Linked DNA regions of Homo sapiens: all the other regions are linked to region 1. Evidence: chromatin loops called from intact Hi-C (ENCODE). Cell type or tissue: endothelial cell of umbilical vein. All regions are shown on one strand. Each heading gives the region's core, and the rest is flanking DNA. Links, peaks and the distances in the headings are about the cores only.

Region 1 (11,082 bases), core at 4,055-6,554:
GCGGGGTGGGTTGTACATGCCTAGAGTGGAAGATGCCTCTCTATCTAAATTTTATAAATTGTCCATTTAGAAAGCAGAAGACCAGCTCTCTGGCTTGTTGAAACAAACACTCCTTCTTTCTCAGCCACATCTTGATTACTATGGTCAAGTAGGGATGATTGTGCTGGCCAATTTCAAATGGTAGCCCTGATGAATTATAACAAATAATCTCCACGTGCTTTATACACATGCCCATGTCCCCACCAATTAAGTCTGAGTACTAGGGCAAATTGAAGCAAAGGGTGGTGGGGGGTGATCCTGTTAGCTTGCTGTCCTCAGAAATAGCCTCTCCAAGGTACTCTAAAAAGCAGCGGTTCTGTTGGATCATGCCTGGAAAACAGGTCTCCTTGGAGTTTGAGGGGATTAAAATTTTAGTTCCAGTTAACTTTCTGTCTCTTGGTGAAGACTGTTCCCAGAAATCTAATTGTGAAGTATTTATTTGTTGACAGCTAATGATGAGTCAGCTACTGTGATGCCTTAAACATGAATATGTTTCCAATCTTCCTGGAAAGATGAGATACAGTTATACGTAAAAGTGAATAAACACAAGACTTATTTCCAGACAACACTAGAAGAGATGGTTTTGTGGGTATCTGAAGTTCTATATCCTGAAAGCTTATCTGAGCAGTATGTATTTGAGAGCAAAATACTCTGGGTGCCATATAGACATGTAAGGCATCATCTTTGTCCTCAGGAAGCTTACAATCTGATAGAAAAGACAGGACATATAAGTATATAATATAAAGAAAACAGTATAGGCTAGGCCAGGCGCAGTGGCTCCTGCCTGTAATCCAGCACTTTGGGAGGTTGAGGTGGTGGATCACTTGAGGTTAGGAGTTCAAGACCAGCCTGGCCAACATGGCAAAACCCTGTCTCTACCAAAATACAAAAATTAGCCAGATGTGGTGGCATGTGCCTGTAGTCCCAGCTACTCAGGAGGCTAAGGTGGGAGAATCTCTTGAACCCAGGAGGCAGAGGTTGCAGTGAGCCAAGATCATGCCACTCCAACCACCCTGGGTGACAGGGTAAGACCCTGTCAAAAAAAAAAAAAAAAAAATAGCATAGGCTGGGATAAGTGAGTGATTCAGTGTTAGCTTTAGTGTCAATAGAACTTGCACTGAAATATTCAACTTTTTTCCCACAGCCCTGGACAACTTTCAGGAAGACAGTTCTGGTCTGTAGCAATTAACACATGGTCATCCTCAGAAAAAGGGTAAGGAGGATGCCACTTGACCTAACAGAATCTTATACATGCCAATAATGTGAAGGCTTGATGGGTGTTTGTACTTAGTCCTCTCAATTATTTCCCAGAGATACCCATAACTTAAAATGCAGGAACCAAGAGATTTGAGCCTAGACATTTGGATGAAAAGCGATTTCCACCTGGAGAAAGTCACTGCCCTTCTGTGCAGAGGTAGGTGCCCTGATACTTGCCTGACAGCTGGAAAGCGTGGCTCAGAAGAGGTAGGTGGGAGAAGAGGCCACATAGTATCTCCCTGGGCCTCCTGGTGAAAAACTTGTGTGTGATTTTTCAGGCCTGACCACAAACTTGGGGAAAGCTGACCCCTACCCCAGACTTGGGGCACAGCCCATGCGTGGCAGTCTCTGGAGGGAGCTCTCAAGGTCTCAGGTCTCTCTGGCTGGTCGTAGTCATCACATATTTGCATTCCTAGCCCCTGAGCCTTCATTCCTGGGTTTATCAGAAGCCTTGGGGAGAGGTGTTCTTTAGGCGCCTCTGCTGAGGCCTTCTTTGGGTGGGGCAGGGAAGGGAGAGAAATCTTGAAGCCGCTTTTCCCCACAATGACTCAGAATCTAGTACTTCCACTCCTAGCCTTCCCCCTCCCTTGCTCTCGGCCCCAGAGTCCATAAAACTTCCAGAGCCTTTTGTTCAGGGCTCTGTCAGCAGTGAGACCACCCCAACCCGACATTCCTGCTGATCTACTTGACCCTGGGCCCCTGTGTGTTCCATGGGGGAAATGGAACAGGGAGAGTCCACGCTTTCTCTGGTTTCAGATACTTGCTTATACCATTGCAGGACATGACTGAAAGCTTGACTCTTTTGTTTTGGGCTTGTTGCCTTAATTGACTATTGTGACACCTGGCAGCTCAGCGCTCCCTCTCCCAGTTCAACTGAGCTCCTGACAGAGGGACTCCACCTTCAACTTGCCAGGGACAGGCACTCAAAGGACGGGCTTCATTTCTGTTGAAGGCTCTGGCTTCTCCTAATATGTTTCTAATTCATTTCTAGATTCAGATCTCTCTCTACCTCTCCATATCACACATTCACAAACAATAACTGCCTGAGGACCAGGAGAAGCACAGGGCCTGCCTCGTTATTCCTCCCCTGCATGCTGACTCTTCCACTGGGGCTGGGCAGAGTCAGCACATGCAGGAGGGGAATCATGAGCCAGGCCCTGGCCAGATCCAGATTTCTAGACATGAGAACTACCCAAACCCCAGAGACCCAGTTCTTCCATCTACTTTACTGAGGAGGAACCAGAGAGTCTGAAAAGTAAGTGACTTGGCCAAGGTCACCCAACTGGAACCCAGGGCCTAACCTTTGGGTTCAAACTCTGATCATGACCAGACTGCCTCCTTGAATCTTCTTTCTACTTTCCCGGTACAGTTTCTGTGCAGAGCTGAGTCCTTGGGTGCCCAGGACTACACTAAGCCCTCTCAAGTCAGTACTTTCTAGGAGGCTGTAGCCTAACTGGAGAGAGAGGTGAGACCAGGGGTTCTCAGACTTGAGCAGATGTTAGAATCAGCTGGTGGGCTAGTTAAAACACAGATCTGCTGGCCCCACCCCAGGTTGCTGATTCAGTAGGCCTGGGATGGGGTCTGAGAATTTGTACTTCTAACAAGTTTCCAAGTATGGCTGATAAGAACCACTGGACTTAACCATAAACAACCAAAAGTAACAGAGGCAGTGAATGGAAACCGAGCAAAGGCAGGTAGAGAAAGGAGAGAAATGAGGGTGACATTGTTTCTAAGGGCAGGAAATGAACTCCAGGGGCTGGTCCTTGGGAGGTCCTTCTCTTCCCTCTACCTTCATCTACCCTGACTTCGGGTGTATCTAGAAGTTTCACAGTAGCATATAAATTCCCCCTCTCTGCTGGAGGGCTCTGGCCAACAGGTGAAGCCAAAACCATCACCTGTAGGAGGTTACTTAGAGCTGGCTCCTGTCCCAACACCCTCCTCTCGGCTTCCCCGTTCACATCGCTGCAGCCGGCACAGCTGCCTGCCTCCCATGGAGCCTGGGGGCACCTGTCCTAAAGGCTCAAGGATGAAGAGTCGCGGAGGGTGGTTGTGGCCATCTCACCCACCTCTCCCTTGATTCCTCCATGTACTCACACAAGCCCTGGAAGGCCAAGGACACTGACACTCAGAAAGCTAAGGGAGTGGGTACATTACAAAAGGATTGGGAGAGGGGGAGTGGTAAAAACTCCACAGCTCACATTCATTGACTCAGCTCATCTTTCAAGGCCCCAGTTCTCCTGAGTCATCAGTGAGCATGGCCTTGCTTTCATAGTCACTAAGGCTGAATGTGGGTCATTGAGATCTAAACTGGTGTTTAAATGTAACCGCACAGAGGTGAGTCAGACACACACAAGGAGAAAAAGAGCAAAAGAGAGAGAGAAGAAAGAAGGAGACTTAGCTCTCTCTTAAGTGGGGGTGAAAATCCAGGAGCGAATCTGAAATGATCCACCTCTCCAAATCCGTCCACTGTTTAATTGGCTCCATGTAGCTATAGGGAAATTGAGGCATAACTGCTGTGTCCACTAGCCCAAAGCTGTTCCAGGGACAGCAGCAACCTCAGGAGGAGGCCAGAGATTGGCCAATGGAAAGGCAGAAAGCAGGGACTCTCCACCCAGGTGGAGGCACCACAGGGCCCGTGGAGGGAATGGACAGCTGGCATTACGGTCCCCCTACCTTTTCCCAAGACTCTTCCAGCTGACCTACTAAGGCTGCCCCTTGACCTTGAGTACAAATGGCACTCATGCCCAAACAGCCGCTTGACCAGAGCCAACCGACAACCTCCTGTGAGTTTCTCAGCCCCAGGCTGGATCTGCAGGTAAGAGACAGACATTATGTTGAGGCAAATGTAACCCATGCCAAGCAGTGTGTAGAGATTTCTACCTAGCTTTATTGTTGTGAACTCCAGACAAGAGACTTAGAAACCATGTATGATTTTCTACATCAAAAGCCTGAGTCTGAGGCTTAGGGGTCTCTCATCCCTTTTCCAACTCCCTTTGTGTGTTGCGGGGTGGGGGGTGGGGCGGAATGGAGAGTCTGCCATGGAGTCCCCACCTCTGTCCCTTCCAGAAGAGCCTGTATATGGCTAGTGGGCATTTCCCTCCCTGGAGAGGAGGTGGGGGAGGCCCTTCATGTGCTTCCTGGAGCCACAAGGAAAGAGGAGGCTGCTGATTCACCAGCAGCTGCTTCCTGGAATGGCAGTTCCGGGCTGGCAGGCAAACAGTATTTTTCCAAGGTGATCTAGGGCTGTTACAACATTCCCGCTCTGCCCCCATCAGACCTTCCTGTAAGTCAAACCAGAAAGTTACCCAGACCACGCATTCCTGAGCAGTCAAGCACAAGATTCCAGACACAGTGTTTCCAACATGTCTCGCTATCTCTCCTGGGACCTGGGATCCAGTCATCCCCACAGCCCCTGTGCTTCCTCAGCCAAGGCCATGCATTTGTCGCACTGGCCATGGAGTCACATGGAAGCCACTGTGTGGCTCCAAGTCAGCTGGGAGGGGAAGGCCTGCCCTGATTCCCCTAATGGTCTGCTGAGAAAGAGCAGAGCCCTGAGCTAGCTTTGTCCCTGCGTTTCACAAAGCCACTTTCTCTGGTCCTGCCCAGCTTTCTGAGACAGAAAGCTACCATGTCCCAGACTGAATCAGTCTCACTTTTTTTTTTTTTTTCCCCAGAAATAAGGCACAGGTTTGGAAGTGCCTCTGTTTGACCCTGGTGTTTGGTTCTCTCCCTCACATACAGGGAACATGAAGGAGAACCCACCTCTGCTGCTTTTGAAGTGCAGTGGCTTTCACTTGGAATGGACATCTTTACGGGTGGCACTGGGGGCTGTGCAGAGAGGACCAGGGAGAAATTCCAGACTTCTCAGGTTCTGCCTCTGAGACAGACAGTGGTGGGAAACACAAACAATAAAAATCCTTGGTTCCACTTTCCTCATCCCTTCCGGGCAAATGGAATCAAATGAGGGTGAGGGTGGCTGGGGAATAAAGCAGGGTGAGTGAAGAGATGGGGGACTGCTCTTAGAAGCAGTGTCTGAACTCCACCCCCTCCAGGATGAACTGGAAAGTGCTTCTTCTCCTCCCTCCCTTGACTGATGGCTATGGGAACTTTAGATGGGGAAATACGGATATACTGATCTCTCAACCAAATGTAATTTGTATTAAGAATTAAGAGTTCACAAGTTATTCTCTGTCTCTCTCTCTTTTTTTTTTTTTAAAGAAACAGCCTTGCCCTGTCACCCAGGCTGGAGTGCTGTGGTGCTATCATAGCTCACTGCAGCCTCAAAATCCTGGGCTTAAGTGATTCTCCCACCTCAGCCTCCTGAGCAGCTAGTACTACAGGCACACACTACCATAACTGACCAATTTTTCTGTTTTCTGAAGAGATGAGGTTTCGCTCTGTTGACTAGACTGATGTCAAATTCTTGGCCTAACGTGATTTTCTCCCTGGGCCTCCCAAAGTGCTGAGATTAGGAGTGTGAGCCAATGCACCCAGCCAACTTATCCTTTTTTATCTTCATCACAATCTTATGAGGTGGGTATCGTTATTAGTATTGTCATTTAATAGAGGAAGAGAACAAGGATTGGGAGCGTTTAACAGCCGGCCCAGGATGAATGCGTCAAGTTTCAAATCCATGTCTCCTGATTCCAAGTCCATATTTCTCACAGTCCACGTTATATACTCAGCAGACGCTGTTGACAGGCTCTCTGAATCCAGGAGGCAGCTCTGAGCCTCAGGAAGTAAGTTGCTAGAATCCCAGTTAGGGTCCTAATATTCTAAGAGATACAGACCTAACAGAGAAGTGTGCTGTGCCTGTGGCTTTGTGGCAGGGTTTGTCTACAATAAATAAACACATGTTGTGTTCACAGGGCTTAACTCAGTGCTGTAACAGGAGCTTCAGAACTGACAGGGCAAACAGTCCTCTTCAGTTAAGTATCACTGGCCATGTCTTACCCTCTCAGATAAGTTGCAAATGCTTTTTTAACTCTCTCCCTCCCACCTACTATTATAGAACCATTTCTCAAAGCTTAATTCAAGACTTTATTTCTGTTTTCCAATAGTTATACACCTTATCTCTAAGAATAACCATTTTTAATGCCTTTGATTTTTCCCACTGAGCTCTTTGCCCCACGATTGTCCAGTAGCTGGGAATGGAGAGTGAGTCTGCACTTTTGATTACCTGATAAACAGCGATCCTTCCTCCTCCCCGATCCCACACTCCCGGAACCCTGACTTGGTTCTCTATCCTTGTCCTTCAGGAGAGAATGAACCTCTCTCCAGCCCCCGGGGGCTAAGGTTTTGTCCGAGACTTAGACTCTCAGCCATTGGTTCGGTATTCTGACTGCGCATTGGAACCATCTAGGGGGCGTTAAAAATCCCACTAACGCCAACAGGGGCTCCAGGGCTCCCTCAGGAGCTGTGGCTTGGCTGTCATTTTTCCCTTGCCAAGTGATTGGTGTTAGGGATGGTCATGTGACGCTAAACTGGCCAATGGGGTACGAGGATGCGAGGCTGCGAAGCTTCTGGGAATGTTTTCCACAGCTAAAAGCAAAAAAGCTGCAATTCAGGGGTGTTTTGTTTTTCTCCCTGGAAGTTGTTCTCTATGTGCCCCAAAGGAAGGAGCTTAATTTAGTTAGCAATCTGTGGACATTATCGCATTTGATCCTCACACTACCCTTTGAGGTAGTTAATATTTTGGTTTTAGTTATTAATTTACAGACAAGGAAACTAAGGTTTCTTAATTTTACAGACAAGGAAACTAAGGTTCACGGAAGTTTCAGTATCTCCACACCCCCTTCAATGACAACAGCTGAGCAGAGTCAGGGTGACCCTGGTCCTGCCTGGTTCCAAAGACCATGATTTTCTCACTATTTCCCTATTTGCAAGGTTGTGCTGGAAAGCTGTCTAAATAATAAAACTAATAAAAGTCCTGGCCGGATGCAGTGGCTCATGCCTGTAATCCCAGCACTTTGGGAGGCCCAGGTAAGAAGGATCGCTTGAGGCTAAGAGAGTTCAAGACCAGCCTGAGTTGACAGCAATAGCTTATCTCTACAAAAGCAAAAAAAAAAAAAAAAAAAAAAAAAAAAAATTAGCTGGGCATGGTGCAGGAGCCTGTAGTTCCAGCTACTCAGGAGGCTGAGGTGGGAGGATCACTTGAGTCCAGGAAATCCAGGCCTTTGAGGCTACATTGAGCTAGGCTCACACCACTGCACTCCAGCCTGGGCAACAGAGTGAGATCCAGTCTCAAAAAAAAAAAAAAAAAAAAAAGGCCTGACTTTTAACACTTACCAATGTCCATGGTGTAAATATTCCCACAATAACCAATTTTAAGCTACCACTGTGAGCTCTCCGAGCACTAACTTGAAAGAGATGTGCACAATCAGCTCTCATGAGCCAGTGTGATCCAACTCCAGCCAACCATTGGAAAAGGGGGCACGTGCTCAAACCCGGTCTTTGATGCTAAAAACATGTTTTCCTTCATCCCCCTACCGGGGCTTTCTCTGAACACACACCTCCCCAGAGCAGATCTTTACACTGGCATTCAGCACTGTTAGGAAAGGTGCTCAGCTCTAGTTCCTAGAGGGCAGAATAAGGATAATGAGGGACAAATCAGTAGGGGTGAACTTCAGAGGTTTCCTAATGCCTCCAGGTTGCTAATGATGCAAGCATGAGCCCCAAAGGACTACTTATCATTCTGCATAAGAGTGGGCCGAGAGAGCCCTTGCCGTTCGTTTGATCTCATTGCCATCTGAGCTGCTATGCCTTTTGTACACCCTGCTGAGCCCCCAGAAATGCTATGCACAGATTCATGACTGTGTGGTACAGTGAAAGCAGCAGGGGCCTGGCATGTGGCCAGTGGAAACATGATGGTAAGCCAACTCAGGCCTGCCCCAGTGGGCCCCCTAGGGCAAACGCCACAATAATAGTGTGCTTGCTAAGCCCATTCCACACTGTGGTACGCCAGCCTCTCAGGGTTGGGAGAGCCCTCCGGTCCAGGTCCATCATCCCCAACGAGGGTTGTAGACTGAAGATGTCCAGTGATCTTCCCTCCAAAGGAAGTCTATTACATATTTAGGGACCTTGGTGGAAAAGTTCATTTTTATGCTATGCCATAACACATTCTATGACTCCTGCTACAGCCTGAGGTGCTCCTAGTTCTAACCCTGGGAGCCATATGTTGTCAGACTGGTCCCTCCACACATGGCACGCCTATCAGTCAGGATAGGCTAGGTTATGCTGCAGGGACAAACACCGATCGTAATCTCAGCGCCATGAAACAGCAGTAATAAAAACCATAACAGCAACTAGTATTTCTTGCTCATTCAAAATGTCCATTGAGGGTAAGCTAGGGGTCCTATTCATGTTAATCACTCAGGGACCCAGGCTGTCAGAGCCCAGCCACCACCTCTCATCATTGCCGTTCACTGGAAGAAAAAGAGTGTCTCACCAGCACTGAAATGTTCTGGCTTGCAAGTAGTATATACCATTCTGCTCTGGACTTGTTGGCTAGAATTATTCATACGACCTCACCTGTCTGTGCTCAGGAGGCAGGGAGCTAGAAATAGTTGGGAAGCAAAAATAATAACCATCACATTAGCTTTTCACATATTTGAAGGTGGTTATGCTGTCCACTTGCCTTTGCTCCAGAGGCTCACCCGTTACCTCCTCACTTGCTGAGCTCCATGTTTCTGCTCCCTTCATCACTCAGTTCACTCTCCTCTGAACATGATCCAGGTTTGTATCTCTCTGTGGTGGTATCTAGAGCTGAGTTCAGTTTTCTAGGCACAGCCTAACCACGGCAAAGCTCAGTGGAGCTCATCCTTCCCCACATCTGAGGCATCACACTCATAACCCTGGAGGCTAAGATTGCATTTTATATTTTTTTGGCAGCCACAGCACCCTGTTGTATATTCACTAGATTCTAAGCTCCAGAATGGTAGAGACTATGACTTCCTTGCTCATTGTTCTGGCCCTATCACTTGGAAAAGGTTCTGATAAATCCAAATATTTGTCAGATGAATAAATATATTGAATGTATTCTCTTTGCCTCTGCCTAATTTTTACTCATGCTGTCAAGACCTATTGCCTCCATCTCATCCTGATATAATGAGCTTTTTCAGACCCAAGTACAGTTTATTTCTTCCATTTGTTCTGGCATACAGCTATGAAAGAGTGTTATCTTTGGAGTCAAAAAGTGTGTGTCTGACACCCAGCTCTGATTTTATCATTCAACACCATATATGTCTTAAGCACCTACAATATGCCAGGTGCCATGGATACAGTTATGAAGACAGACCGACCACAGGGCTGCCTTACCATTGGGTTAATTTGGGTAAACAATATAACATGTCTTGATTAGAATGTAAATTCCACGAAGGCAGGGATCTTTGGTGTCTTTTTCACTCTAGTTTTTCCAGCAACCACAATATGCCTGAAATATAATAGATGCTCAATAAATATTAGTTTAGTGAATGTCTGACTCTCTAAACTCATGTGCTTTTCTATATCACAGTCTTCTGGGAGGGCATGAATAGCTTGAAAACAAAGTAGCCCTTTGTCCCACTGTTTAATTTTTGTGTTTAGTCATAATGTTGACGGTATGAAATCTCAAATAGGATTAAGACTTGAAATTTGTCTGTTAATCCAAGGGGAGCAGGGGTTACGCAAGGTGGCAGAACCACTATTCCAGACTGACACTAACCTATTAATCCCCACATTTTCAGTACCATTGTGTCTTGAATCCAGCTTGGCCATAAGGAAATGGGGCGAGACTTTGTCATGTATGTCGCTGAAGTTCAGCTATGCAAAAATGTTCACCTATCCTTGATCAACCAGTCCAGGAACCATCAAAGAAGAAAATGAGATTCGACTTAGAAGACCTGTTCTTTATAAACCCCTGCACAGCCCTAATGATCAACACCACTTCCAGTGCTCATAAATTACTGCTTCAATAATTGTTCTGCAATTCTGCCTATTCTCATTGAATGCTTCGTATAATCCCTTTATTTACTTTGGGCTACGATTCATTTTTATCAGTGAGTATTGTACTTGTTTCATCTCAAAAATCATTCTCCTTGAGAAAAAAAAAAAGAACAGAGTTGAGGAATCCTGCTTTCTCTTTCATCCACAAATGCTCTATTGTCAGAAGGGGGCTTATATTTCTTGTGAACTTCTTGTGCTGATTTTAACTTTGTAAAGTTTTCCTGTTTTCCACGTATGAATGAGCATGAGAACTATGAAAGGCAATCAGGTATAAGATATTGTCAAGTATGTGACTTGAGGGACAAGTGATCTATGTGAGCCTGAAGGGAATCCTGGGATTGAGAGAGCATGCAGAGAAGGCACATAGGTGTGCTAGGGCATGCAGGTTGTACAGAGATGGACAGGGAGAAAATTCGAGTGACAGAGGTTTTCTATATGGTGGGAGTAGTGTGGGTTGGCGTCTATCAGGGGAGACCAACTGACCATATCCCTCTGTTCACTTTTAGCCATGAGTACAAGGCTACAAGAACTCGAGAGGTCATCTAAGTTATTTCTGGCTCTTTCAGGTCAAATGACTACTAGACTATCCTGGTTTCTAATTTGAAATGTATCCAAAGAAGATTCCTGTCTCACCCTCTGCAATCCACTTGCATGTCTGACCACACTCGGTGCCTACACAATCTTCACTTTGTCTAGCCTAAATTCTTCTAACTGTGGCCTAAGGCCTTGGAAGAATGATGCCTCTGTGGGGTAAGAACTGCCTTCGTGGCATAAGAAAGGCAGACCTGGGTGATCTGGAAGGGC
Region 2 (6,024 bases), core at 154-2,653, 170 kb before region 1:
CAGGCTGGAGAGCACAATGAGGTGTGATCTTGGCTCACCGCAACCTCCACCTCCTAGGTTCAAGCGATTCCCCTGCCTCAGCCTCCCAAGTAGCTGGGATTACAGGCATGTGCCACCATGCCCAGCTAATTTTGTATTTTTAGTAGGGATGGGGTTTCTCCATGTTGGTCAGGCTCGTCTTGAACTCCTGAACTCAGGTAATTCACCCGCCTTGGCCTCCCAAAGTACTGGGATTACAGGCATGAGCCAACGTGCCCAGCCTACTTGTTACCTATTCTTATTACATCTCATTATACATACTTTTGGTAACAAGGCAGGGTATTAATAAACAGATAAGAAATACTACTAAACTACATGGTAAAAGTTATAAAGGTAGTCACTTACACTTATTTTAAAATATAGATAAAATCTGTAACATTTCTTCATAAAGCCAAATTCTTTATGTAGTAACTTTTAAGCCCCTAGGCAACACCTCACTTTGAGAGATCAATAGCCATTACACAATTCTAATATCATCAACCAAAGAGCATCTACACTAAATGGGAACTAAAGGAATTATGTTGGTTTTTGAAGATGCTCTTGTACTTAGTTTAGTTTTTGGCATTACATGAAATTATGGGAGTAATTTCAGATAAAACAATATTTCAAATGAAAATAGATTGGAAAACAATCCAATTACCCTATCTAGCTCGCTGGCAGAGAGTAGACCTTTATTTAAGACAGAGACTAGATCTTATTCTCTGTAAGCAGTATGAAATGGCAACCATGACATGAGGAAGAGAAAGCTGTCTTCTTAGTACCATGCTGAACAGAAATACTCTCTTCTCAAGTCTTTCTAGGAGCAAAACATGAGTTAAGCTTTTAGATTCTCAGCCTTTAGATTTCAGAGGACTTTCCTACCGAGGTGCAAGCAAACCTTATATAACATGCTGTGTGTCAAAAAAAAAACCCTACCTAACTACAGGAAGGACATAGGCAAGATATTCTATAAAGGTATAAAAGTAACATTGCTTGTGTTCTCACACTTAAAGGCAAGATCTTCCATAGTTTATTACAAAATAAATATACAAAGGAAAAGCTGATTTGCCAAAAACCAAACCAAACTCAACTCAAACCCTCAATTCTTTACAAAGGGACATCTCTAAACACAGCAACACCAGGTGGCAGCATTATAAAGGAAAACATGTTTTTAAACAAAATCAGTCATATTTCTTGAAATTATGCTTTAAAAATAATTCTAATTGGTCTTATATTTTTCTGTTTAAATAAAATCCCCATGGAATTAAAAACTTTTTCACTATTCAAATCTTAATATGCCTATGTGTGCCCGGCATTATTCTAGGCATGAAAATGCAAAGACAAAACTCAATACGTGGCTAATCTTCCAGTAGATGTACTGTACTACTTAGGAAATAATGTGATAAATGCAGTGATGAGAATCTATTCCATGGAATCCTATCCATGCAAAGGAATGGTAGAATGAGGAACAGCCTCTTATAGGAGACTTATGACTAGAGACAAAGGAAAGGCAAAACCGCTTTCAGGAAAAAGGTATGGTATAAACAAAAGATTTTTAAAAATGCTTAACATGGTGCAGGTAACAAAGATTCTATAATATGATTAGTGGAGACAGATATGAGATGATGCTGAAGAAGTAGGTAGGGGGATCAGATTAATGAAGGTATTGTTTATATTGTCATAGGAAGCTCTGATTTAATCTAATGTCAATCAGTGCTTCTCAATCTGAGGTATGTCTATCACTAAAAGATACCAAGAAGTCAAAAATATAAACTGTATATGCTTTCCTAGAAGGTCAGTTTTACACATATTAGAGCAAGAAAAGTGAGGTTAATTTAACTTTAGAGAATTACATAGGTTATATTCTATACCAAAAGGGTCGGGGTGTCCAGAAAATATGACCAAAAAGTGTTTTTAATGGACTAGGAAACCCATGATCTAAAGCAGTATACTACTCATTTATTTTGAGGCAGGAACTGTTCATCTTCATTTCTACTTTAGTGCCATGAACATAGTAGATGCTCAAATAAAGTGTTGAATAATTTTAAATGATTATTACTCAGTATAGTAAATAGCAGCTATTTGTGGAATATTTTGGAGTTGAGGAGCTTGATATGTTAGATTTTCTTAAAATTGAGCAAAATTTTTTCCATAGCTTGGTTCTCAGGGGTTATAGATGCAAGAAGTTCCTGGAAAGAGCTCTAAACCAGAAAATAACAGTCTGCTGGTCAAACTCAAAACTGTCTTGGTTGATATATGAGCTGGCTGTCTTTACTGTTACCTCCTGTCATGATCATTTTGCTAATTTTCTGCTATAACTAGAGGGGAATGTCACTCCCTTTCTCATTTTTGCTCCACTACCTTCCTTTCTCCCTGGCCTCCTCTCTACTTTGTTACCTTAAGTTTTCAAAAAAATAAAAAATAATTCCTCAAAATAGGATGGAAATCTCTGTCCCATCATACATTTACATGCTAGTAGTAAACACCTTAAAATAATTCTTAGCTTTTCTATATTCATTTTCTTAAAGTTGACACCAGTAGTGAAGCATTCACTATCTGTACTAGGCACTCAATGGACTCCTTTAATCCTGACAACATCCTTCTGAGGTCTTTTTTTTGTTTTGTTTTTGTTTTTTGAGATGGAGTCTCACTCCGTCTCCCAGGCCGGAGTGCAGTGGTGCAAGCTTGGTTCACTGCAACCTCCGCCTCCTGGATTCAAGCAATTCTCCTACCTCAGCCTCCCAAGTAGCTGGGATTACGGACATGTGCCCCCATACCCAGCTAATTTTTGTATTTTTAGTAGAGATGGGGTTTTACCATGTTGGCCAGGCTGGTTTCAAACTCCTGACCTCAGGTGATCCACCCACCTCGGCCTCCCACAGTGCTAGGATTATAGGCATGAGCCACCCCACCCAGCCATGATTCTTATTTTATAGATAAGGAATGTGAATTTTACAACAGTTAAGTACCAAGGCCAAGGCCACATTGTAAGTATCAGAGCTGCAAGCCATGAGTGAATCTAACATCTGATTCCAAAGACAGAGTTAGGGCCAGAGCATAAATATCTTTGTTTGCCATGCTAAGTTTAGATTGTATTGTGTAGGTCTATTTTTTTTCAGTCTTCTAAAATACACATCTTCTTTTGATAAATGAAAAATTTACTTCCCTCATCTAGTATTTTTATAAACAAAATATTTTTGTGTGCAAAGATGGAGGGAAGCATTTGAGGCATTTTCAACAACAGAATGACATGATCTGATTTTCACATTAGGACACCCACTTTCTGGCAACTTAGATGAAAGATTATAAGGGTACAAATCTGTTGGCAAAAAGGCAGCTATGCCAACAACTCAAGTCAAGAGTAATAATGAGCTAATGAATTCAATGGCAGGAGTGCAAGGATGGAAAGGAGGAAATGGATCAAGAGATATATGTAGATAGTAAATCTGTAAGATTTAGACACCAACTGTATGTAGCCAATGAATGTAAAAGAAAAGTTACAGATGACTTCCAAAGTTTTGCTGGAGTCATGTGTGTATGGTGGTGTATTAAACCACAATAAGCATTATAGGAAGAAAGGCAGTTTTTGATGATGATGTTGTTTGGGGGCAGTAGTAGTACAGTTGTTACAGTAATACTTAGTTTACAATACAGAAGAATATCCAGATAGAAATATTAAGTTGGCAATTAAATAGAATTAGTTACAGGAAGAAATGTGGGAAATAGTAATAGAAACCATGGGCAAGGTTGAAGCTTCTCAGGGAAAATATGTAGGATGAAGAGATGTACAAACACTTGGCTTTCTAGTCCCCAACCTAAGGTAATCTATCTTTGCTCAAAATACACACTGCATATCTTTGAAATTCTCTAAGTAAGTAGAGCCCCTATTGGGGAAAAAAAGACTCATCTTAACTTCTGGATAGCACCTAGTAAAGTAAGTGTTCATAGTACAGAGTAAATGTTCAATAAATGTGGCTGAATTAATTTACAAAGTTAATCTAATATTATAGGATGTATCATTCTGTTCAATTTAGTGGAAAGTATAGTTTAACATTGAGTAATTTTTTTTTTTTTTTTTGAAATGGGAGTCTTGCTCTGTCATCCAGGCTTGCAGTGTGGTGGTGTGAGCTCAGCTCACCACAACATCCACCTCCCAGGTTCAAGCGATTCTCCTGCCTCAGCCTCCTGAGTAGTGCCTGCCACCACGTCCCACTAATTTTTGTATTTTTTAGTAGAGATGGGGTTTCACCACATTGGCCAGGCTGGTCTCAATCTCCTGACCTCAGATGATCCACCCCCCGCTTGCCTCAGCCTTCCAAAGTGCTGGGATTACAGGTGTGAGCCACCATGCATGGCCAGCGCTGAATCTTTGCTATGGTGAATATTCAGTAATGCTGTAGACTAATTAAAAATTTCAAATTCACATTTTAGATCTAATTTACCTTTCATCACAATAAGAAAATTTCATATCCAGGCTGTGTCGACTGAGGAAAGTCTTGCTATCTAAAGGAATTTCAATATTTGATGGGTGAGGAATGGGTTCACAAATCAGCACCAAGCAGGTCATAGGTGGTTTCTTATACCCACACTGAGGTTGGTTACTGTTGGTATCATATACGTGAATGTGGCCTGTGCAGTGCAATACCTGTGTATGAAGAACAAAGCAGTTAAAAAAAATATTTACAATGCTAGGGAAAAAAAAAGCAGAGATAAGTAGTTGAGTCTGACATGGCCAGTAAGCTTTGATAAAATTTACTGTCACTAGTGGATTAATCACGTTTTTGAAAATCAATGAACATTTTTCCTATGATACCACCTATGACCTACTTCCTGCCCAGGGCCTATACATTACTCTTTAAAAAATTCCCCTCGTATAAAGTCTAGGCTGCTTTTTCATTCATCTCATCATCATGGCTGTTTGATAGTTATTTCTTGCACTGATGACTATGTTTCAACATTGAACAAAGATATAAAACCATGATTAATAGAAAATTAAGCCCTATCAGGATTCAAATATTGTGTGGCTGGCAAAGCCAACTGATTAAGCCTGGAACACCAGTGCCACAATTCACGTAATTTAAGTTTGTGCCTCAAATTGGCAAATTACTACACGGTTCTGCATTTTGGAGATCACATGCAAATGAGTTGAAGATATAAATGTTACATAACCAAACACCATGGAACTGTAAACCTTCCCTCACAATTCTAAAGTTATCTTAATACTACAATGTCTATGTATAAATAAAGTGTATAATCAATCACAAATAATTTTCACTTACCTTCCATGTTGCAGACTTTATGTTCATAGTTCTTCCTCGGCTAGTTAGGGTACACTTCATTCTGAGAAAAAAGCTTCGCTGTGTGTTTTGTTCTTTACCCTTTTTCACAAGGCCTAATGAAAGCATGAAATAAAGTTTTAAAGCAACTAAATATACAAATTTGTTACAATAAAAGTAACAAAGTGCCCATCACCTAGATCAACTGAATACCCGTTCAATTAAGTCTCAGCATGAACACAGTAATTCATTCCCCTTTTACTCACTCCAGCACACCCAAGAGATCTGACACACACTACTCAGTAGCTGTGATTCCCTGAGTTGGCTGAAAGATAATCCATATTTGGGATAACAGTTAATCATTGAAGCCAGTAAGCTTAGTCAAATACACAGAAATATAAAAATGGTATGAGTTTGCTCTTTAACTGTGCTATCGGTACACAAGAATCCCTAAAGAAAGAACTTCAGCAAACTCTTCCTATCCTTTCCTGAATGTGTTAGCTCAATTTCTAATAAGCACTCTATGTCTTTATAGAACCTTTAAAATAACAACTTTCTTTTTAATAACAAATAACATTTTTACGTATCTTATTTTTTTCCCCTTAATTTATCTAGTAAAGCAGGCAGAAAATTACTTCTACTTTGTTACTATGAGAAAACAACAACAACAGATCAAATGACTTATCAAAAGTTACAGAAATAGGCAGGGCACGGTGGCTCATGCCTGTAA
Region 3 (5,850 bases), core at 3,323-5,822, 160 kb before region 1:
GAGAGAGAGAGAGAGAGAGAGAGAGAATGTGTGTGTGTCGTGTGTGTGTAGGTGTTGATGGTTGTGGTAGTGGCAGTAAAGATCCACATGCAAAATCCTTTGGGTATGTTCAGTCCTTCATAAACTAAGCTTGAATTATACTGACCTTTGAAAGGAACCCAAGGCCTTTGAATGGGGACCTGCAGATTAATTTAAAAATCAAGGTAACTGAAAAGTACTAGTGTTTTCCTAATGAGGAAAAAAAAAACAAAAAACAAACAAACAAAAACAAACCATTAAAAAAACCTAAATTTTAAACTCTCTAAAAATAAGTCATATTTTGTATAATTTATAAATTCTAAAGCATTTTTCTAGAATTTATTTGGAAAATAGGACTATTTGTATAAACACACCACTGGCTCTCAGTGTATCACTAAAATGTGATGCTTTGCAATAGTCCCTGATTTCTAAAAGAGAAAAATCTGCATTTTAGTTTCCCAATGGAACATCAATAATTCATTAACCACATTAGTAATGATTTCAAAATGTTTGTGTGCTTTAAAAAAGAACATTTGGTTCGAAACATACATTTAAACTATATTAAGACTATCTGATTTAGAATAATGCATTAACATCATTACCAAATCAGAACAAGACTTCCTAATATCCATCCATTTATAGTCTAGCCCCAGGGAAGCACTGAGCAGTCAATATAAACCTCAACTCTGCACATTAGAACTCATATATTAAACTCATTGACAACCCACTTAGGTCCTTGTTCACAGCATATTTACTCCTCCTTTATACAGAATTCTAAAAAGTATGCATTTGTTTTCCAAATTAACAGTAAAAACACAATATGAAATTTAAAAACAGGAGTCAGGTCCTGCTGACAGAGTGAAAAAAGACAGAATGTGAGAATTCAAGAATATGAAAAGCGCTCCAAAGGACTAATGAGCGTGGACTCTGAAGCCAGTCTACTGAAGTTCAGCCCAAGCTCTGCCATTTACTAACCAAATAATGTTGGGAAAGTTACTTAGTAACTCTGTACCTCAGTTTCCTAGTAAAATAGAAATTGTCTAACAGTTAACTTCACAGGGTTGTTGTGAGGAATAAAGGAGTTAAAAGCATATAAAATAGGAAGAACAGTGTCCTGGCACACAGCATTCTCTCAATGGAGGTTAGCTATTATTATAATAAATGAGATGAAAAAGAAAACCTCAAAAATTATACAAAAAGTAAATTTGAGGTTTTATAATATAGAAGCAAACAAACGTATGCACTTAAATTGGAGAGCAACAAAGAACAGCAGAACATAAGAAATTTTCCTTGTGGTAACTTTCCATCATGAAGAAAAGTTCAATTATGATCAGTATACACTGCTTAAGAAGGCACAAATGTGGAAAGACTTTCTTGTTTTTGTAATTCAAGAGGTACTTTCCAAAAATCTTAGAACACATGATTTTTTAAATAATTATGATCAGTATACACTGTTTAACAAGATAAAAATGTAGAAAGACTTTAATTTTTTAATTCAAGAGGTAGTTTCCAAAAAATCTTGGAACACTTGATTATTTTTAACAATTAATTCCTAAGAATTAGAGGTCTTACTCTCTATTTTTGTTAATATGTGGGCATCCACAATGTAATACTTTATAATCTAACTACACGGTCTCGAATTATTGAGAACATCCAAAGAAGTCAAATAAGCAGTTGTTTGTCTTAAAATTCTGGTGAACTTTTTTTATTGGGCCTTAGACTCAAACTGGCACCTCAACTTTAATGACTGTCTAAAGTCCTATTATCTGCCATTTGTATTATAATTTCTCCTTGCCTTAATGGTGTATTTTAATTTTTAACTCCACCAGGTGTGGTGGCGCATGCCTATAATCCTAGCACTTTGGGAGGCTGAGCCAGGAGGATCACTTGAGTCCAGGAGTTTAAGACCAGCCTGGGCAATACAGCAAGAACCCCTATCACAATTTAAAAAGAAAAGGAAAAAAAAGGTAGCCTGGGCGTGGTGGCTCATGCCTGTAATCCCAACACTTTGAGAGGCCGAGGTGAGAGGATGGCTTAAGCCCAGTAGTTCAAGACCAGCCTGAGCAGCATAGTGAGACTTTGTCTCTACAAATAATTTTTAAAAATTTAGCTGGGCATGGTAGCACGCGTCTGTGGTCCCAGCTAACTTGGGAGACTGAGGTGGGAGGATCGCTTGAGTCCCAGCGGTCAAGGCTGCAGTCAGCTGATTGTGCCACTGCACTCCAGCATGGGCAAAAGAGCGAGACCCCATCTTAAAAAAAAAAAAAAAAAGTTATTTGTAACTCTCTTGGTCATGATTTTACTTTTCCATTTTATTTCTCACACCCACACAATTATTTATGCAATTAGGTGGGCTTTCAAAATGAAATTCCTAAAAACTAAAATAATAGTTTTAACAAAGAATAGACATTTTATTAAACATGAAATAACATTTTGCCTTGGGTAAGTACAATAGCAAAGTTTAATAATTAGCAATAGTATCTTATTATGTAAAACCACCTGTCACATTAAATCAAACAACAGACTTTTCTTACCATTTCTGTGTGTAAGCATTTCTCTCATTTCCTCATGGTCACATGGATGAGTAAAATCAAACACACTGTGTCCAGTTAGTTCAAACTGTAAACACATTTTTAAAAATTAGGGCTAGATCATAAAATCATAAAAACATATAGAAGAGCTCTTAATATGTGTGCATTTTACCTGAGTTAATCCCATGTATTTGTTCACATTATCAGAAATGTAAATCATGTCACCATCATCTGTGAGAACCATAACAAAACCATCCAAGGCTTTCAAATAAAAGCAATTCATCTGTGCTTTCATGTCATCTTCAATATCCAAATCACCTAAAAAGGGCACAAGAAGAGGAAAATAATTAGTTAAAAAGTTGTACTTAAATGATATAATATTTAGATGTTTTTACAAAGTTTTCTCGCAGACACTTTATTTAATATATACAGCCATTTCAACACAGAAAAGTGCAGGCCAGAAGCTAGAAAAACTATAATTAGATGTGCCAGCTGCTTTTCATGATTAAAGTAATGCAGCAAAGCAAACCATAGAAGAAGAAAGAAGAGTAATGTTTTTTATTTATTTATTTATTTTATTATTTTTGAGATGGAGTCTCACTCTGCCGCCCAGGCTGGAGTGCAGTGGCTTGATCTCGGCTTACTGCAAGCTCCGCCCTCTGAGTTTAAGCAATTCTCCTGCCTCAGCCTCCCTAGTAGCTGAGATTACAGGCACCTACCAGCGTGCCCATCTAATTTTTTATATTTTTGGTATATATGGGGTTTCACCATCTTGGCCAGGCTGGTCTTGAACTCCTGACCTCATGATCCACCCGCCTCAGCATCCCAAAGTTCTGGGATTACAGGCGTGAGCCACCGCGCCCGGCCTGAGTCATGTTTTTTAAAGGAAGAAAGGTAGATGGAACAGGAGAAAAAGGGGGGAGGGGAAAAGCCAGTATCTTATTCCTGACTAAAGCTTTAAAAGCAGGTAATAAAAAGGATGTTATATTAGAAAAGAATTGAGAGTATGTTTAAGAGAATAAAGCAAAACAAATTATGTGCATAAAGAATGATTATTTCAAAGAATAACTGATGAGAAAAAAATGAAGCTTGATAAAAATAGTGAGAATTACAGAAAAATTTTTAAACGTGTACATATCACAATATAAAGAGGTATACAAAATCAAAACATTGCGACCACCTTCTAAAAATAATTTCTATTTACTTCTAACTTCTAATTTTCAGGCCTATTTATACCCTTGTAAAATAACTCACCAGCATCCAGAAGTTTCCTCACACGCAAATAGCTGATGGTAAGCCTCATCACAGAGGCCTTATCAAGATGCGAACTCACATTATGTGGAAGTGGCAACTGATGAGCAAGCTCATAAAAAACTTCAGATTCTTTACTTCGCCGAGATCTGGCTGCATCTCGAGACTTTTCTTTTCGACGTTCAGAACTTATCCTACTTAACAACAACAAGAAAAACACGAGATGGAAAGTGTATACAAGTTAGTTTGCCTTAACTTGAATAAAACTTTACATTTCTGCTTATCACAGAAGGATTAGAAGATGCCATGTAATTAAGTTACATGGAGATTTGTCTACTAGATTAATGTACTTTTATAAAGGGCAACTATACAAATTTTGGATTACTGCACACATAAGGAACTCTCACAAAAAGTCCAAAACCAAGCTTTAAACCTGTCGGAAGCAGGTGTTTCCTCCCCAGCATATGTAATTGGAGAGAATGTTTTTATTTTAGGCAAAAATTTAAAGTAGCCTGTACATCTAAGGCTGTACTTCATAGAATTCAAAAGTAGTCTCAATACAGAGAAACCACGATTAAGGCTAGAGAAACTACCTAAAGTTGTACATAATAACTTGAAAACAGGAGTTGTTAGCAGGTAGAACGGTAATAGCTACAAACTGATTTCTACTTGTTTCTTTAGACTCCAGTACTTTCTCACCCTTTTACCACATGAATAACACTGACGATAAGCTATAGGAACTGACATTAGCAGCTATAAGCCAGTGCAGGTTGCCTCCTCCCTTAGCAGCCCCTTATCTATTACTGGCACAACAGGTGCCAAATAAATGCAGGAATATGGAAGAAAAAAAGCTGTGGCACACACAATATCCAGAATTTAGAGGGATAGGTTAGCAAAAATAAAGGTGTCAATACAATGACATATCTTCAGGGAACTCTTCCAAGAAGGAAATCAGAAAGATTTTCATTGTCACACCAAGCAAAAGCTGTCTTCCTTTGCTTAACTGCCTAGTGACATCTAATAGCTTGTTGAATAGCAACAGTTTATTAAAGGTTACCATGTGCCAACATTACCCTGTACTAGGTGCCTAGTTCTCTCACAACCTGTAAATAGGTTAAATATTGTCCCTATTTTACAAATGAGGGAACTGGCGTTCAATAGGTTAAAAGTAGCCATTATGTAGCAAATAGGATTTGAACCCAGGTGTTTTAAAGTCTTTGCTCTTCCACAGTATTTCTCTTCTTAATGGGGAATGCTGCTTCTACTTTAAACACTCACATGATCTCCTATGCCCCTCAACTCACTCCTGTTAAATAGATTCTTCACCAAATGTTAAAAACAGCTATTATGATTTAGTGAGCATTGGGCAGTATGCTAAATAAGGACTTTTAGCCAGCATTATTTTACTTAATCCTCCTTACATCCTGTGAATGAAGTACCGAATTGTCTCCACCCCAAATCTCTCCTCCTTCCAAATGATCTGCAAAGTTGAAAGGTACAACCATAGAAGCAACATTCTGGAGTAACAAGCACAGTTCTCAGCAAATGCTCTTGTTACAATATAACATGTTGTATTGTGACAATACTGATACTAGTTTTAGTACTTACTCAAGTTTGTGTGTTTATAGGACTTTTATACTTTAATAAGGAATGTAAGCATGTTATTGAACTTTGATAGAAAAATTTCAACTCAAGCATCTAGATCAATTTAACTTGAGTACCTTGAAATTTACGGTGAGCTATTAAAAACTATTATCTTCATCTGGTTAGATGGTGGAGGAAAAAAAGGAAGAAACTATTATCACTTAAAACTAGTTATATGAATCTATATGAACTATAACTAGTTATATGAACTAGGATTTTCTCAATGCTGTACAATAAAAAAAAATTAGTCACTGAGGCTACATGAAAATGCAAATGCCAGCAGTCTGTAATTTTTTCATTTCACTGCATTGTTCTCTGTAAATGTTTTCAATTTAAACTTAAAAATAAAACGTAAGACTTGATCTGTATAAGCAGAAGAGTAAAATAAAAAAACAAGTATGATGAT

What was found. Hi-C counts contacts between places; a loop is a spot of excess contacts. Peaks named below come from ENCODE experiments on the same cell type or tissue, not always from the same donor. Only the 100,000 strongest peaks of a DNase experiment are listed, where the experiment ranks them.
Region 2: it touches region 1 in a loop (4-fold over the local background); 7 of 110 quality-filtered maps call a loop at or near these places.
Region 3: a loop joins it to region 1, with 5 times the contacts of the local background. A loop is called at or near these places in 11 of 110 quality-filtered maps.

The regions. Positions count from the first base shown.
Region 1 is chr14:61,555,490-61,566,571 of GRCh38, reverse strand. It overlaps LINC01303 (long intergenic non-protein coding RNA 1303), which reads left to right. Exons shown (of 5, transcript NR_110416.1): 3 at 1,184-1,252; 4 at 1,331-5,829; 5 at 10,020-10,300. Among named protein-coding and RNA genes, the nearest start is that of LINC03033, 9.5 kb to the left of the region's middle. RefSeq lists an enhancer at 3,786-4,985. In endothelial cell of umbilical vein, for the core only: CTCF peaks have their summits at 5,119 and 5,319; DNase peaks (open chromatin) are centred at 4,521 and 5,201; H3K27ac peaks cover 2,172 bases.
Region 2 is chr14:61,726,092-61,732,115 of GRCh38, reverse strand. HIF1A (hypoxia inducible factor 1 subunit alpha) reads right to left here. Exons shown (of 15, transcript NM_001530.4): 5 at 5,298-5,410; 6 at 4,461-4,663. All of the region lies in intron 1 of HIF1A-AS3 (HIF1A antisense RNA 3), which reads left to right. Among named protein-coding and RNA genes, the nearest start is that of HIF1A-AS2, 20 kb to the left of the region's middle. In endothelial cell of umbilical vein, for the core only: a CTCF peak has its summit at 1,160 (motif pointing right); a DNase peak (open chromatin) is centred at 1,165.
Region 3 is chr14:61,718,526-61,724,375 of GRCh38, reverse strand. It overlaps HIF1A (hypoxia inducible factor 1 subunit alpha), which reads right to left. Exons shown (of 15, transcript NM_001530.4): 2 at 3,804-3,994; 3 at 2,722-2,867; 4 at 2,553-2,637. The region is part of intron 1 of HIF1A-AS3 (HIF1A antisense RNA 3); the gene reads left to right. Among named protein-coding and RNA genes, the nearest start is that of HIF1A-AS1, 26 kb to the right of the region's middle. RefSeq lists an enhancer at 4,588-4,637. In endothelial cell of umbilical vein, for the core only: no CTCF peak of the experiment used is centred there; a DNase peak (open chromatin) is centred at 4,275; H3K27ac peaks cover 782 bases.